Linked DNA regions of Homo sapiens: all the other regions are linked to region 1. A link is a contact called in ENCODE Hi-C or POLR2A ChIA-PET data. All regions are on one chromosome and are shown on one strand. Each heading gives the region's core, a stretch centred on a gene start or an enhancer-like site at or near the end of the contact. The rest is flanking DNA. Distances are from core to core; before and after follow the strand shown.

Region 1 (2,700 bases), core at 114-2,613:
GGTGATCTTGTTTATTCTATCTCACTAAGGATATCCAGTTTCCTAAGCTCTTACTGGCTAGCAATTTCGTCTTAATTTTATTGCTAAATGTTCAAATTTTGCTTCCAAACTCACTTTATTTTTGCAGATGTGTACATCTGCTAAGTACTAATTTTATGTAAATGATTTTGTTGATTATCTTTCCACATCTTAAAATGTTTCTAACAGCTTTGAGATTTTATCTCAACAGGCTCTCTCTGACCCCAAAGTAGTACTTACCTTCGTGACTACTGACAAAGTCACAAAATGCAGGCGATGTCATGTATTTCGGTACAACTAAATCTAGGAAACGGTTTTTTCATTGCATTACTGCATATTTTCATTTTCATTTAAATTATGTCCCCTTTTTCTCTTGCTTGAAACAGTGCTCCTCGAACTTTGTCTTCCAGCACATTTTAAAGAGAACCAATTAAAGAACAATCACACATTCTGCTTATTAAAGGCTATTTAAAAAGAAACATTTTGTATTAGAAAATGGCCAACTTTAAAACACTATTTTTTACACTCATAAAAATGTTTTTTAAATCGCCTTGACAATCATCAGCTTTTGAAATGTGAATTCCTATTGCCAGAGTAAAGGTCTCGTTTTTATACCACCACGAAGCGCTGTATTTCTTGCTGCCCTTGCGTCCGCCCGTGCCCGCTGTCTGAGGGCGCGCCTGGCTACGGGGGCCCTCAGTACCACCGCGCCGCCACCTACCTGGGCAGTCGAAATTTGGAGCGGGTGCTCAGTACACTAATGCTACCCCAGTCTCTCCTAACGCAGAAGGAAAATGGAAACGGACGATGAGGGGACGGCCCCACAGCTCCCGGACGCCACGGCCAGCGGCGCTGGCTCCGCCCCTGCACCCCTGGTTCCGCTACCGCCACGAACGGAGGCCCCGCCCTCCTCTCGCCCCCTGCCCCTCTAGCCCGCAGTCCTCCCACCTCCTGGCGCCCGCAGGGCTCAAGCTGCGAATGAAAGCCTTTGGGGGCCGGACGCGGTGGCTGAGGCCTGTAATCCAAGCACTTTGGGAGGTCTAAGGAGGACGATCGCTAGAGTCCTGGAGTTCGAGACCAGTCTGGGCAACATAGCGAGACCCCCTCCCCCAATCTGTAATTTAAAAACAAAAAAGCTGCGGGGACTGCTGGCCCAGGGCATGACAGCGCGGGCGGGCGGTGTAGAGGGCGTGGCCGCGAGCTCAGGGTGTGCCTGGGAGCGAGCCCTGTGCGGGGCGGGACGTAGCGCCCGCGCGGTGGGGGTGTGGCCGCGAGCTTGGGCTGTGCGCGGAGGGCGTGGCCTGTGCGGGGCGGGACTTATTGCCCGCGCGGTGAGGGAGCGTGGTCTCGCGCAAGCCGGCGTGCGGTCCCGCGGCGCTGCAGTTGTGTCCAGCCGGTCACGGGGCGGCTATGGCGGCCACGTTCTTCGGAGAGGTGGTGAAGGCGCCGTGCCGAGCTGGGACTGAGGACGAAGAGGAGGAGGAGGAGGGGCGGAGGGAGACGCCCGAGGACAGGGAGGTGCGTCTGCAGCTGGCGCGGAAGAGGTGAGGCACCGGGATAAGGGCAGCGCGCTCACCGCAGCTGGAAGGTGCGCGGGCCTGGCAGCCGCGACGGCGCCTAAGGCCGGGGCTCCGCGGTCTTCCGAGTGGCCCCCGCGGTTGCCGCCGCTCCTTGGCTCTGCTTGGGCCCTGGGTCTCCGTGAAGCCGCGGCGTCCAGCGGCGCCAGCCCCAGGTGTGTGTGGTTCTCGCGTGGATCTGCTGGCGTTTCGTGGAGTCCAGGGTGAAGCCGCTGTGGGAGGGCTGGGTTCAAATCCGTTCTTTAAAGGCTTTCTGGAGCGTTTCTGGAGCATTTCTGGAGGCTTGGTGTCTTGCGGACTCGTGATCTTCCCGCTTGTCACACTGTCTTGGGCCGCAGCGCTCCCGCGGGCCCCACCACGTTTGTCGTGGATTGTTCACGGACACACCAATTCCCTCGAAACTTTTTAAACCTGCACCCAACACTTCAATTAGCATGATGTGTCAGTAGCCGATGAACACGCTTTAAAAAAATTGTTTCCAAACACAAAAAAGTGGGAGAAAATAGTCAAGTGAGCCCTGACCCCTACACAACCGGGTAAATTCAACAGGAAGATTTTGCCACGTTTATTTTCTCTCCCGCCACTCCTAAGCGAATTCCAGTCATCATGGCCTTTCACCTCTACATTTTTCAGAATACATCTCAAACGTTTTAGGGATTTTCTTACATATGCTATTATCACCCCTAACAACACTAATACTAATTTTCCAGTATCATTTTGTAGTCCATGCTCACTCACGTTTACCTAGTTTTTTCAAACATGACATTTTACAGTGGTCTGCGTGAATGAGAATCCTAACAGGGTCCACAGGTTACATTTAGACGTGTCACTTCATTTAGAGCAACCTCCTCTTACCCCTCCTAAGAGACAGGACTGATTGTCTTGTCCAGTGCCCCCACACTCTGAATTTGTCTGATAGCTTCGTTGTGGTGTCACTTAACGTTTGTATCACCTGCATGTCCTGTAAAATGAATGTTCATTTGGAGGCTTGGTCAGATTCTCATTCAAAGTTTTGTCGGCAAGAATGCTTCTACTAAGTGGTGCTTTCTGTTTCTTATTGCAGGCTATCCCCAGCTGTCTCACTTTTAGGGATGCTAAGATTGGT
Region 2 (2,700 bases), core at 54-2,553, 5.6 Mb after region 1:
AACATCTTAACTCGGTTCTGAAACAGGGAGTCTTGGGTTACCTCGGAAAAGGCGAAGTTCCTCGAGGGAAAAGGAAGGGAGCGGCTGGGGGGGCGGTTGGGGGGGGCCCGGAAAATGGATCCCAGGCCCAGGCGGGGCCCTAGCGGGGCCTGAGCCGGGGAACGACTGCGTCTCCGAAGAAAGGTGCCAAAGAAGGCTAGGTGAGGGCCTAACGGTCCGTTGGGAGCAGAAGAATCTGGGAGGCGTTTACCTGGAAAGCTCCTGTTGAATTTCCCGGAATTTACTGACCACGAAAGACCTAAAAATCTGCTCGATGTTGGTCGCCATGGCGTCCGCTCCGTTCTCTCAACTCCTCCTCGCTAGTCCTCCAGGCTCCCAGCATGCCTCGGGAGGAGGCGCACGGGCCAATTCGGTCTCTCGCCTTCCTGATTGGCTCCAAAGGGAATGCCCGGTCCGGCCCGCTCCACCGAGGGACCAATCAGTGAGCACGGCCCTGCTCTCCTCTGCTGTTTCTGAGCGGCTGGGGTAGAGGTGCTGACGTTTGCGCCGCGCACGACTATGTCCGCCATGTTAGTGTCTGACGCAGGCGCCATTACAGGAGCCGTCTCTCTTGAGGCGACCGTGTCCGCATAAGTTGTCAGTCCCCAGCAGTGTTTGGGAGCCTTAACAGGCTTGCTAAGTGCCTGAGATTAAAGGCGAAGAGGAAGAAGAGCAAGAAGGGCAACCCGGTGTTTAACACACGGCTTTCAGGCGCTCTCAGGTGGCGCCAAGTTCAGTTTCGACAGGGATATGCATCCGGGAGAGAATTTTTCAGCCCCCGCCCCCACTGGCATGTGAGAGGAGGAACTCGCTGTTGCCCTGTGTCTTCCCCAGTGCGTTCTATAACCAGCCTCATTTTTTTTTTTAGCAATAGGCCGGATGTCCTAAGCGACCGGCATTCAAAGCCCGGTGCATTTTAGTCTCATCAGGAGTCAGGCGTGTCACGAGATTTTTCCGCGGTAGCTGCTCAGCTCTGACTCGTGAGCGGCGCACAATTGGCTAAGAATGGGTTTAGCATTTTGGCGCTCCCCCCCGGCGCTCCTGGAAACACTGCGTGGCACCCCGTACCACTGTCACATTATAAACGTGCTAAGGCTTGGGTGTCTCGGCTGGGGAGCAGTCAGGCAGCGCCCAGGGCGGGAGGGAATCAGACTAGATTCTCGCCGCGGAGACCCAGGGCCGCGCGGACCAATGGGGCAGGGAAGCCGTCGTAGGGCGGGGCAGTGAGGGGCGGTGCCGCGCTGGTCCCGCGCCGGTCCCGGTGGGCCGACTTCCGGCGAGCGGGCAAGCGGGAACCAGGTGGCCACCCGGTGTCGGTGCGTAAACCCCCTCCGCTTTTACACGGAGCGCGCTTAGGCTTTGGTTTGGGGATTTAAGATCGCGAACTGAGTGAAACCATAGAAACTGATTTGTAGAAATTTTCCTGTTGTTTGTAAATGCGGTGGGTGGGGGTTGGCCATGTGCTTTTCACTTGCTACTGTTAGCTGGTTTCTATTTGCTCTTTTACTTTTCCTGTTTTCTAAGATGTCAAGGCCTTTTTGTGTCTTTATACATTTTTAGGACATAACCCTAAATTGGTGTACTTTCTCTTTATGCACCCGTTGTCTCTGGCAGATTACTTGGTTAATTTTGTAGTTGGTTTCTACTTTATTCTCCATATCCTCTGATACGGCTTTATTTGCCTGTCTTATTCTGCTTATGTTACCCATTCTGAGGAATGAGGCCCAAGGTTAGTGAAGTCCCCCAAGGTCTTCCTGCTAGTATGGGGCAGCGTCTCTACCCAGGCCAAGGCGCTGTGTGAGACTCAGGAGCCCAGGCGTCCTCACCACTGGGTAGTAAGGCTATTTTCAGTGATCCACTAGAGTAAACAGAATTTTCCCACACTACTGCTATATTCAAACTAAAGATGTAACATTTGCTCTAGATTTAAAGATCTGTTTATTTCTGGCCGGATGTGATGTAATCCCAGCACTTGGGAGGCCAAGGTGGGTTGACCATTGGAGGTCAGGAGTTCGAGACCAGCCTGGCCAACGTAGTGAAACCCCGTCGCTACTAAAAATACAAAAATTCGCCTGGCGTGGCGGCGCACGCCCGTAATCCCAGCTACTTGGGAGGCTGTGAGGCAAGAGAATCGCTTGAACCCGGGAGGCGGAGGTTGTAGTGAGCTGAGATCACACCACTGCCCTCCAGCCTGGGCGACAGAGAGAGACTGTCTAAACAAATAAATAAATAAATAAAATAAAAAATCTGTTTATTTCAGATACACATGGCAAGTAAAATGTGTTTTCCCGTTACACTAAAGTAGCTGTTCCTTCCGAGACTGTAATTTAACAGGGTTTTTTTTTTTCCTTTCTCAAATTTTCAATGATCATCGTTTCACTTGTTGAGAGAATCTGAAGCAAAATTGCTTCTGTTAGGCTCCACCCCCTCTTACCTGTGTGACCTCCAGCAAGTTATTTACCTATCTGGGCCTCCTTGTCTTATCTGCAAATTGGTGATAGTAATAGTATCTCCCTCATAGGATTCTTTCATGACAAGCATTTTAAATAGTACCCTGCCCAAGGTTAAGTGCTCAAAAAAATGTTAGTTTTGTATATTGTCAGCTTACATTTTTCTTAAAATATGTAATCCCAACATCATCAAAATAAGTTTTCAATTTTC
Region 3 (2,788 bases), core at 136-2,635, 6.4 Mb after region 1:
TGATTAAGACTAGAAATAATCTAAATATCAATGTTTATGGAACTGGTTAAATAAATTACGGTATATCCCAACAATGAATCACTACGCAGGTGGGTTAAAAAAAAAAATAGACGGCCGTGCGCGGTGGCTCACGCCTGTAATCCCAGCACTTTGGGAGACTGAGGCGGGCGGATCACGAAGTCAAGAGATTGAGATCATCCTGGCCAACAGAGTGAAATACAAAAATACAAAATAAATTAGCTGGGCGTGGTGGCACGTGCCTGTAATCCCAGCTACTAGGGAGGCTGAGGCAGAAGAATCACTTGAACCTGGGAGGCGGAGATTGCAGTGAGCGGAGATCGCGCCATTGCACTCTAGCCTGGGCGACAAGAGCGAAATTTAGTCTCAAAACAAACAAACAAAAAACCAAAAAAACACAACCCTTCATATACAGATATGGGCCGATCTCCAATCTACGGTAGGCTAAAAATGCAGCTTACACACCATCTGTGTAAAAAGGGGAACACATTAAAATATGCATATTTATTTGCTTTTATGTTCATGGAACATCTTTAGAGGATCATAAGAAACTGTTAACATTGCCACTGAGGAAGTGAACAGCCTTCCAGACATGGGTGGATTTTTTTCACTCTACCGAATACCCTTTTAATTTCGAAACATCAAAATGAATTCGCATGCACAGGTGCATGCCCGAAGGAAAAACTTCTAGTTCGGTGATGAGATAGGGAAAGCCGGTGAGTTCAACCTTAGGCGCAATCACCCTGTGAAGGTGTGGCCAGCGAGGGCTTTGTCACGCAAGTCTGAGAACTGTCACAACCTTCCCCACCCCCTGCTCTATTTTCCTTCCACTTGTTTCTGAAACTCACTAAGCTTTGGAAAGTATTTAGTCATAGAATTGCTTGCAAACTTGGCATTCTTTAGAAAACACGGAAACACTTTTGCTTTCCTTGTTCCTGAAAGACTGGGGAACGGGGGACATCAAGCCAGGTAACATTGTATCATAACTGAAATTCAATGTCTTTGAAGTAACATTGTACCATAAATGAAATTCAATGTCTTTGAAGTAACATTGTATCATAAATAAAATTCAATGTCTTTCTAAGAGCTCTGTAGCTATAAAGCTGTAGAAATACAAAGTATTACTCAAGAATAACTAGTAATTACCAATAGTCACACCTCAGGTCAAAGTTTGGAGAGGACTATTCCACCTACTAGATCACACTTTCCTTCCCGAAAGCCGCTTCTCTCTCTGGCCTCTCCCCTCCTCCTCCTCCCTCATCTGTTTGGCGGGAGGCTTCCTCACATTACCGCTCCGCGTAAGTGCGAAGACGCACTGCAGCAGCGCCGTCTGAGGGACAACAGAGCCTACTCTTTCTTCTCATCTCTATGATCCTCTTTGTGACCTGTCAAACAACACCAGAGTTCCATGCTAATAGTACTCCACTCCGACAGAGAGCGATGCAAAGAGCCGACGCTCTCGCGAGAGGTGTGGGGCTCTCTCTCTCTCTCTCGCTCTCTCTCTCTCTCTCTCTCTCGCTCTCTCTCTCTCTCTCTCTCTCTCTCTCTCTCTCTCTCTCTCTCTCTCTCTCTCTCTCTCTCTCTCTCTCTCTCTCTCTCTCTCTCTCACTCTCTCTCTTTCTCCAAGTATTGAGAGCGCGTGGGAGCATAGGCGCATGCGCGCTCGTGGGGTGCGCGGTAGCAACAGAGGACTCGACCCGGCTGGAGCTCCGGAGAGCGCGCGTGCGCCGTCACGAGCTCGGCGCTGCCGGGGCCGCGGTGTGGAAGCGAGTATTCGACCGCCGTGCGGGCCGCGGGGATGTTCCGAAAGGCCCGGCGGGTGAACGTGCGCAAGCGGAACGACTCCGAAGAGGAAGAGCGGGAACGCGATGAGGAGCAGGAGCCGCCGCCGTTGTTGCCGCCGCCGGGCACGGGCGAAGAGGCGGGCCCCGGTGGCGGCGACAGGGCCCCTGGCGGGGAGTCGCTGCTGGGCCCGGGGCCGTCGCCGCCTTCCGCGCTGACCCCGGGCCTCGGGGCTGAGGCCGGGGGCGGCTTCCCCGGCGGCGCGGAGCCCGGCAACGGGCTGAAGCCGCGCAAGAGGCCTCGCGAGAACAAAGAGGTGCCCCGGGCCAGCCTGCTCAGCTTCCAGGACGAGGAGGAAGGTAAAGTGCGCGCTTCGGACGCCCTTAGACGGCCGCATCCCCGACGCAGGCCCCCGTCCCCCGCCCCCGTATTCTCTGGACGCCCAGCCCCGGAGCCCTGGAACGGAGTCCCCTGCCGTCCGACCGGCTGCGAATCTTCCCCAGCCTCCGGCCTTCTGCTCGGGCAAGGGACGCGTTCCCGCGCTGCCCCCAGCCTTTTCTTAACCACCTCCTCTGCCACGGGGCCGGAGCTCAGATCAGGCATTCAGAGTGTTTCAGGGGAAATTCGGTGTTCCCTGTCCTGCCTCTTTTCTGCCTGGCGTGTTTCAGGGCCAACTTGGTGTGGGTCCCCTGGCTGCTCTTGGCATGCTTTCCGAGCCCTCTGCAGGTCACTGCGCCCACACTTCTTGGATGCTCTGTCCAGGCATCCTCGACCATGAAGGCCGAGTTTGTAAAAAGGAATACTAGGAGAGGGAACAGAAGCCTGGAGTTGCAGCTCTGGTTCTGAGTGACCTTGGGCCAGTCCCTTGCAGTCGCTGAGCCTCAGTTTACCCATAAAAGTAATTAGGGGTAGCAGATACCCAGCCTTCTTCGCACTGACTTTGGGAACAGTGAAGCGAGACGGTGTAAAAATAGTAAAAGCAAGGTAG
Region 4 (2,700 bases), core at 123-2,622, 5.5 Mb after region 1:
CCTCGCCGGCGGCCGAGGGCAGCGAGGTCAGCCCGGGAAGGAGCGGCCGCCCGGGGTCCCCGCGAGAGGAGGGAGCCCGCTCGGCGGCGGGGCCGCGGCGCCCATTCATCCCCACGCCCGTCCCGCGGCCGCCACCCCACGGCCCACCGCGGCCCCCGGCCTCCCAGTGCGGGTCCGCCCGCCACTCCGCCGCCACCCCCGAGGACGGGAAGGACAAGGCAGAGGGGCAGCCGCTGCCGTCTCTCGGGCGCGCGGCGAGGGGCTAAGGGCGGCCGGGGAGACAAGCGCCGGGCGCGGGACGGATGCCCCGGGCAGCCATCGCGCAGACCCCCGCGCCGACCCCCGCCCCCGCTGCAGCCGCCCGTGGTCCAGGCCGCCGCCTTGCAGCCCTCTCCTCACCTCATCTCCGGGCGGGTCCGCGCTGCCGCCCCAGGGACAAATCAGTGCCGCTCACGCGCCGCTGGGAGGGACGCAGGAGCCGCAGCCCCGCACACCATCCCCGCCCGCCTCTCTGTCCGTCCCGGAGCCCGCTCGGGATTCTTCCTCGCGAGCCGCCGTACTACGGAGCAACCAAGCTACGCTCCCTCCCCTGGCGCCTCCACTCTTCTCTACCTCCTTCGCTCCCTCCCTCGCTCCCTCGCTCCCGCCTATCTCCTCATCTCCCTCCGCTGCCTCCCCCGCCCCCCATCCACCATCCATCTCCGCCCATAAGTGGGTGGGGAAACCGCCAGCCAATTGGAAGAAGGGGCCCGCACCTTCTCACCACCCCCTACCACTGGCCCCGCCCACCGTGCGAACCCAAAGAGGGTGAGCCAAAGAAATGTAAGACAACAGAGTGACAAGCCGAATGAGCCAATCAGCAGGGGCTGTGTGGGGGCAGGATTAGCACTCTCCCCCTCCTCCCCATGTAGGCGTAACAGGAGATTTATGGTCTGAGGTTGCCTATCGTGGTTTATGGAGATTTTGTTGCACGATTTCGGTGCATCTGCTCGTTGCCGTGAGAGACACTAGATAGGATGCACTTAATTGACTTAATTATTGGAGGTTTTCAAGGAGAGAATAATGTGGAAAGGAAAAAGGCGAAGCACAACCCAAAGGGGTTGGCCGGGCCTATGGTTGGAATGAGGAAGGGTGTGGTCTTCGGCTAAAATTTGCATAAAACGGAACCCATCCGGGCGATTCCAACTTCGCCCATTTATTGGTAGTCCTTGGGGCGGGGCCTCGCCTCTTTCTCCGCCCCCGAGCGGAACATGACGGGAGATGTAGTTCCGAGACCGGTTGCCATGGCGTTCTGGACAGCCTCGCGAGTCCGACCCCGCCCTTCAGGAGTGACGAGCGGCCTGACCAATGGGAGCAGGGGGCGGGCTCTCTGACGAAGGACTGGAAGGTGGCGGTGGTGAAGGTGCAGGCCGTTGGGGCGGCTCAGAGGCAGGTGAGCCCCGGGAAACGCGTCCTGTGTCTTGGGAAACGGGCCTTTAAGCGAAAGGTGGAGAGATGCCCCACAGAACCGTGCAGCCCTGGGGAGGATGGTGGTTCGCGTCGAACCCTAACCTGGGACTTGTTCGGGCCCAGGCCTAGCTTAGCTGAGGCCGCTGAGGGGTGGGTAAGACTAGATTTGAGGGACAGTTTCCTGGACCTTGACGGGTTTTGATTGTAGGTCTTATCTCAGTTTGCATCTCCCTCTACTTTTATGGAGGCAGAGGTCTGGGAGTGCCCTTCCACTTAATCTCCCAGGTTGGGTTTTTCTCCTCTGCTTCTTGTTCCTAGAATTTGAGTGTCTTTTTCTTTCTCTGTTACTTCTTCTCAGCCACTTCTTTCTTCCTCATCACTTTGCTGTTTTCGGAAAGCAGTTAGTAGTTATTCGCTGTATGTGGCTTTTGAGCCAGATCGGCCCTCTTCATTATGCTAAACGGCGGAATCATCTGGAGCGAGATGTAAGCATCGCCTTGGGATAGGTCTGGGTCGGGGCCGAACATCTGCGTTTCTAAGAAGCTCCCAGGTGCTGCTGTCCACGTTATGAGTAGAAAGGTTTTACCTGAACTCTGTCCAGTACAAATATAATGCGAGTCCCTTATGTCATTTTAATTTTGGGGTAGCTACATTTAAAAAGTGAAAAGAAACACGTGAAATTAATTTTAATTATATGTTTCATTTAGCCTAGTATATCTGAGACATTATCATTTCAACGCTTAAACAAATATTTAAAAATTGAGATTTTACGTTCTTTTCTTCGTATTAAATCTTCAAAATTAAATTAAAAAATTAATTCTTCAAAATTAAATCTTCAAAATCTGATGTGTATTTTCCACTTAACAGCGCATCTCAATTCCGACTAGACACAGTTGGAGTGCTCAATAGCCACCTGTGCTAGTGGCTGCTACAGTAGCCTACTGCAGAAATTAAAAGGTGGGAAAAATAAGGTTGCATTGACCAAACCCTTTGCAACTCTATGAGATGGGATTCAGAACTACTTTAGAGATTCTCTGTAATTGAGATGTGCCCAATTTACAGAAATAATAGTCAAAATAGCCAACATTTCTGAAAGTATGATGTTGCGCTGAGTGCTTTGCAGGTATTATTTAATCCTTATGGCAACCCTCTGAGATAACTGCTATTATTATCTAAGATATGGGATCTCAGGCCCAGAAAGGTTAAAATTAAGTAGCCCAAAGTCATACCGCTAATAAGTAGGAAAGCCCC
Region 5 (2,700 bases), core at 193-2,692, 6.8 Mb after region 1:
TTGTTTGTAAAGCAAACCAGCACAGAGGGATGGTAATTTGCCCAAGGTCACACAGGCAGAAACTGAACTCAGGGCTTTTGACTGTTTCCTAACTCTTTCTGATAACTTTTTGGTTGGGACCACCATGGCAGAAAACAAAGTTGGTGGTTAGCGATTAACCAAAGAAGAGGACCAGTGTGGATAATCAGTCAGAATTAAGTCTGTATTCACTAATGAGTGTTGCCTTTTACAGATGACTTTTTGAGCATATTCCCCTCTCTTAACATTGCTGCATTAGCTCATATCTGCTAGGGGTGACACCCTCTCTCTGACCTGCCTACAACATAGACATCTCCACAGGCACAATCATCTTGTCGGGACAGAGGCTCAGCGTCAACACACGTGCTTTTTCTACTAGAAACTCTGAGACCCCAACAGGCCACAAAAGCCCACATCCTCAGATGTTCAAAACACATCTGCTTACAGAATATGAAACACAATTTTCTTAGACTAGAGGACAACCTGATGGAGAATTTCAGTAATCACCAAGTTACTTATCTAATGCGCTGGTTCATGATTTATTTGGACACATACCTAAGTATCGATGAAGTCGTATTAAAATATGTACCAGCCTGTTTTTACTTATTTTTACTTTCATTTTATTTCAGAGCATTTAATGCGGTTTACAAATCAATCACATCTTCCAAAAACACACTGTGTTGTTTTTCTCCTCAAAGCAGTTTTTCATACATTGCATCATTTTCTGTTCATAACAGTCCCAAGGACTGGATAGGGTCGGCTTTGCTGTCTCCATTTTAATGACAGGAACTTAGATGTGGAGGCCTTACGCTGTCCAGGAAGGGGTTTTACAGACGTTACTTCGTTTGGTCTTCTCCTCCCACCCTGCACGGCGCAAAGAGCCCATCAGTTTGCGGAAGTCTGGGGTGGAGGACAGTCTGGAGTGACAGGCTGCTACCAGACCAGTCGATCTGGTTCGGGCTGTGACATAAGCTAGGGGTCGAAGTCAGGGGCACCCGCACAGGCGGACCTGCCTGGCACCTAGCCAAGGCGAATCCACCTTCCCGGCCAGCCACCAGGGCCTTGAATTGGCAAAGTATCGAATCCTGTTGTGTGTGAAGCAAGCTCTTCATGCGACACCTTCAGGGCGACCTCGGGTCAAGAACTACTCATTGTGCTGCTTGGACGCGCCGGGGCCCGAGTCTTCGTGGATCGGCCAGGCCAGGAGTGAAAGGTCTGGGAGTTCTTCCGGCCAAGAGCACCCGAAGAGCCACTGGGATCAGAAATGCGCCCCGGTGGACCCCAAACCCTGCAGCCGGGGGCGGGGGGTGTCGTGGAGTGTCCGCTCGCCCCATGCCGTGACCGGGACAACCGGTACAGCAAACTCACATGGAGCCCCAAGACTCTGGATCCCCAAGACTCTGGATCCCTATCGCCCCGCCCCTTCTGCAGGCCACGCCCCTTCCGCCGGTCCCAGCCTCGCGCGGGTCGGCCCCTTCCGCCGGCCTTTCCCCGAGCCCCGCCTCTTCCGCCAGCCCCGCCTCTTCCGCCAGCCCCGCCTCTTCCTGCGCCATGTGGGCCTGAAGCGCGTGTCTGCTGTCTGTGCCAGTGCTCCTGCCGGGTCCCCTCAGGTGTGTCGTTTCCGTCGCGCTTCCGCCCTCTCGGCCATGGGGGTCCCCAAGAGGAAGGCCTCGGGCGGCCAGGACGGCGCGGCTTCCTCCGCGGGTGCAGCCAAGCGCGCCCGCAAAGAAGAGCTCACGGGCGTGCGGTTCAAGGCTCAGCTGAAGGACCCGCAGGGCCCCGGGCCAGGTGAGTCCGGGGCGGCAGGCGCAGGGTCGGGAGCACAGGCTGGCGAGGCGGCCTCCGTGTGCCGGGCACAGCCTCTCCTTTCTGCAGCTTTCGGGTCACATAGGCTCAGTGGCAAGCCTCTGGTTTGCAGAAAACTGAGGTTCAGGACTGCTGTGTACTTCCTTGCTCTGGACTGTCGGCGACAGCGAGAGGGCCCCGACTTGCTTGATTGGGACCGTTTCATGTTACAACACATTTATTTCCCTTGCCCAGGCAGCATCCCTCAGCGAGCTCTAAAACCTCTTTATTGCAGTTGTCAGGGAAGTAAATGAAGTGTCCTTCTCTATTGAGTCCTTACTGAGTCGGCTCAGGACGGTTCATGAGACAGTTTGCTACTCCTTGGGCCGTCAGCACCGTTTTCAATAGCTTCCATCCCCCAACACTCATACTGACTTGATGACTTGTAACAAGCTACTAGAAGCCACCACAGCTACTTGTCAGTTGACCAGGAATGGGCCAGTGACTGAGATGTAGCCGACTCTATAATTTAATTACACTTTTTGTAAAGTGTGACCACCCTTCGCGACTACTTGTAATCGTTTGGAAAGTAACATGGTTTGGGAAAAACGCAATTGAACGTGTTGCCATGTGGAAGCATTGCTCTAAAATAAAACAGTGGCAGTTTTTCTCCCAGGTTAAATAAACGATTAAATTAATGGCCAAAATATCTTCAACTTCCAATTTTTGTCCTCATTTTTTTTTTTAAACGACAGGGTCTTGCTCTGTTGCCCAGGCTGAAGTGCAGTGGCACTATCATAGCTCACTGCAGCCTTGAACTTCTGGGCTTAAGCTGTCCTCCCACCTCAGCCTCCCAAGTAGCTGAGATTGTAGGTGCACAACACCATGCCCAGCTAT

Evidence for each region. Hi-C counts contacts between places; a loop is a spot of excess contacts on that map. ChIA-PET counts read pairs that join two places held with the same protein, here RNA polymerase II (POLR2A). Pooled maps may share reads with other maps.
Region 2: a loop to region 1 is called in a map of naive thymus-derived CD4-positive, alpha-beta T cell, with 8 times the contacts of the local background. The contact joins the promoter of GART here to the promoter of PSMG1 in region 1. A Hi-C loop is called at or near these places in 1 of 168 maps with a recorded cell type or tissue (naive thymus-derived CD4-positive, alpha-beta T cell), 1 of 37 single-sample maps with no recorded cell type and 7 of 50 pooled maps.
Region 3: a pooled map shows a loop between it and region 1 (20-fold over the local background). The contact joins the promoter of EPCIP-AS1 here to the promoter of PSMG1 in region 1. A Hi-C loop is called at or near these places in 6 of 50 pooled maps.
Region 4: a loop to region 1 is called in a pooled map, with 23 times the contacts of the local background. The contact joins the promoter of CRYZL1 here to the promoter of PSMG1 in region 1. A Hi-C loop is called at or near these places in 2 of 37 single-sample maps with no recorded cell type and 11 of 50 pooled maps.
Region 5: a loop to region 1 is called in a pooled map, with 13 times the contacts of the local background. The contact joins the promoter of URB1-AS1 here to the promoter of PSMG1 in region 1. A Hi-C loop is called at or near these places in 1 of 37 single-sample maps with no recorded cell type and 7 of 50 pooled maps. POLR2A ChIA-PET finds 5 or more read pairs at or near these places in 1 of 52 experiments (activated T-cell).

The regions. Positions count from the first base shown.
Region 1 is chr21:39,182,114-39,184,813 of GRCh38, reverse strand. It overlaps PSMG1 (proteasome assembly chaperone 1), which reads left to right and starts at 1,363. Exons shown (of 7, transcript NM_003720.4): 1 at 1,363-1,562. The coding sequence starts at 1,429. It also overlaps a transcript of BRWD1 not described here. RefSeq lists silencers at 1,188-1,407, 1,608-1,687.
Region 2 is chr21:33,540,720-33,543,419 of GRCh38, reverse strand. It overlaps GART (phosphoribosylglycinamide formyltransferase, phosphoribosylglycinamide synthetase, phosphoribosylaminoimidazole synthetase), which reads left to right and starts at 1,303. Exons shown (of 22, transcript NM_000819.5): 1 at 1,303-1,355. It overlaps SON (SON DNA and RNA binding protein), which reads right to left and starts at 382. Exons shown (of 12, transcript NM_138927.4): 1 at 251-382. The coding sequence starts at 327. RefSeq lists silencers at 8-97, 1,138-1,427 and enhancers at 278-337, 242-973, 538-987.
Region 3 is chr21:32,770,697-32,773,484 of GRCh38, reverse strand. EPCIP-AS1 (EPCIP antisense RNA 1) reads right to left here and starts at 1,385. Exons shown (of 4, transcript NR_024623.1): 1 at 1,177-1,385. PAXBP1 (PAX3 and PAX7 binding protein 1) reads left to right here and starts at 1,730. Exons shown (of 18, transcript NM_016631.4): 1 at 1,730-2,159. The coding sequence starts at 1,817. RefSeq lists an enhancer at 1,074-2,063.
Region 4 is chr21:33,640,413-33,643,112 of GRCh38, reverse strand. It overlaps CRYZL1 (crystallin zeta like 1), which reads left to right and starts at 1,372. Exons shown (of 13, transcript NM_145858.3): 1 at 1,372-1,432. ITSN1 (intersectin 1) reads right to left here and starts at 612. Exons shown (of 40, transcript NM_003024.3): 1 at 400-612. RefSeq lists silencers at 304-403, 414-753 and an enhancer at 1,224-1,633.
Region 5 is chr21:32,391,875-32,394,574 of GRCh38, reverse strand. URB1-AS1 (URB1 antisense RNA 1 (head to head)) reads right to left here and starts at 1,442. Exons shown (of 1, transcript NR_026845.1): 1 at 615-1,442. URB1 (URB1 ribosome biogenesis factor) reads left to right here and starts at 1,563. Exons shown (of 39, transcript NM_014825.3): 1 at 1,563-1,806. The coding sequence starts at 1,665. RefSeq lists enhancers at 961-1,210, 733-1,514, 1,361-1,655, 1,515-2,297.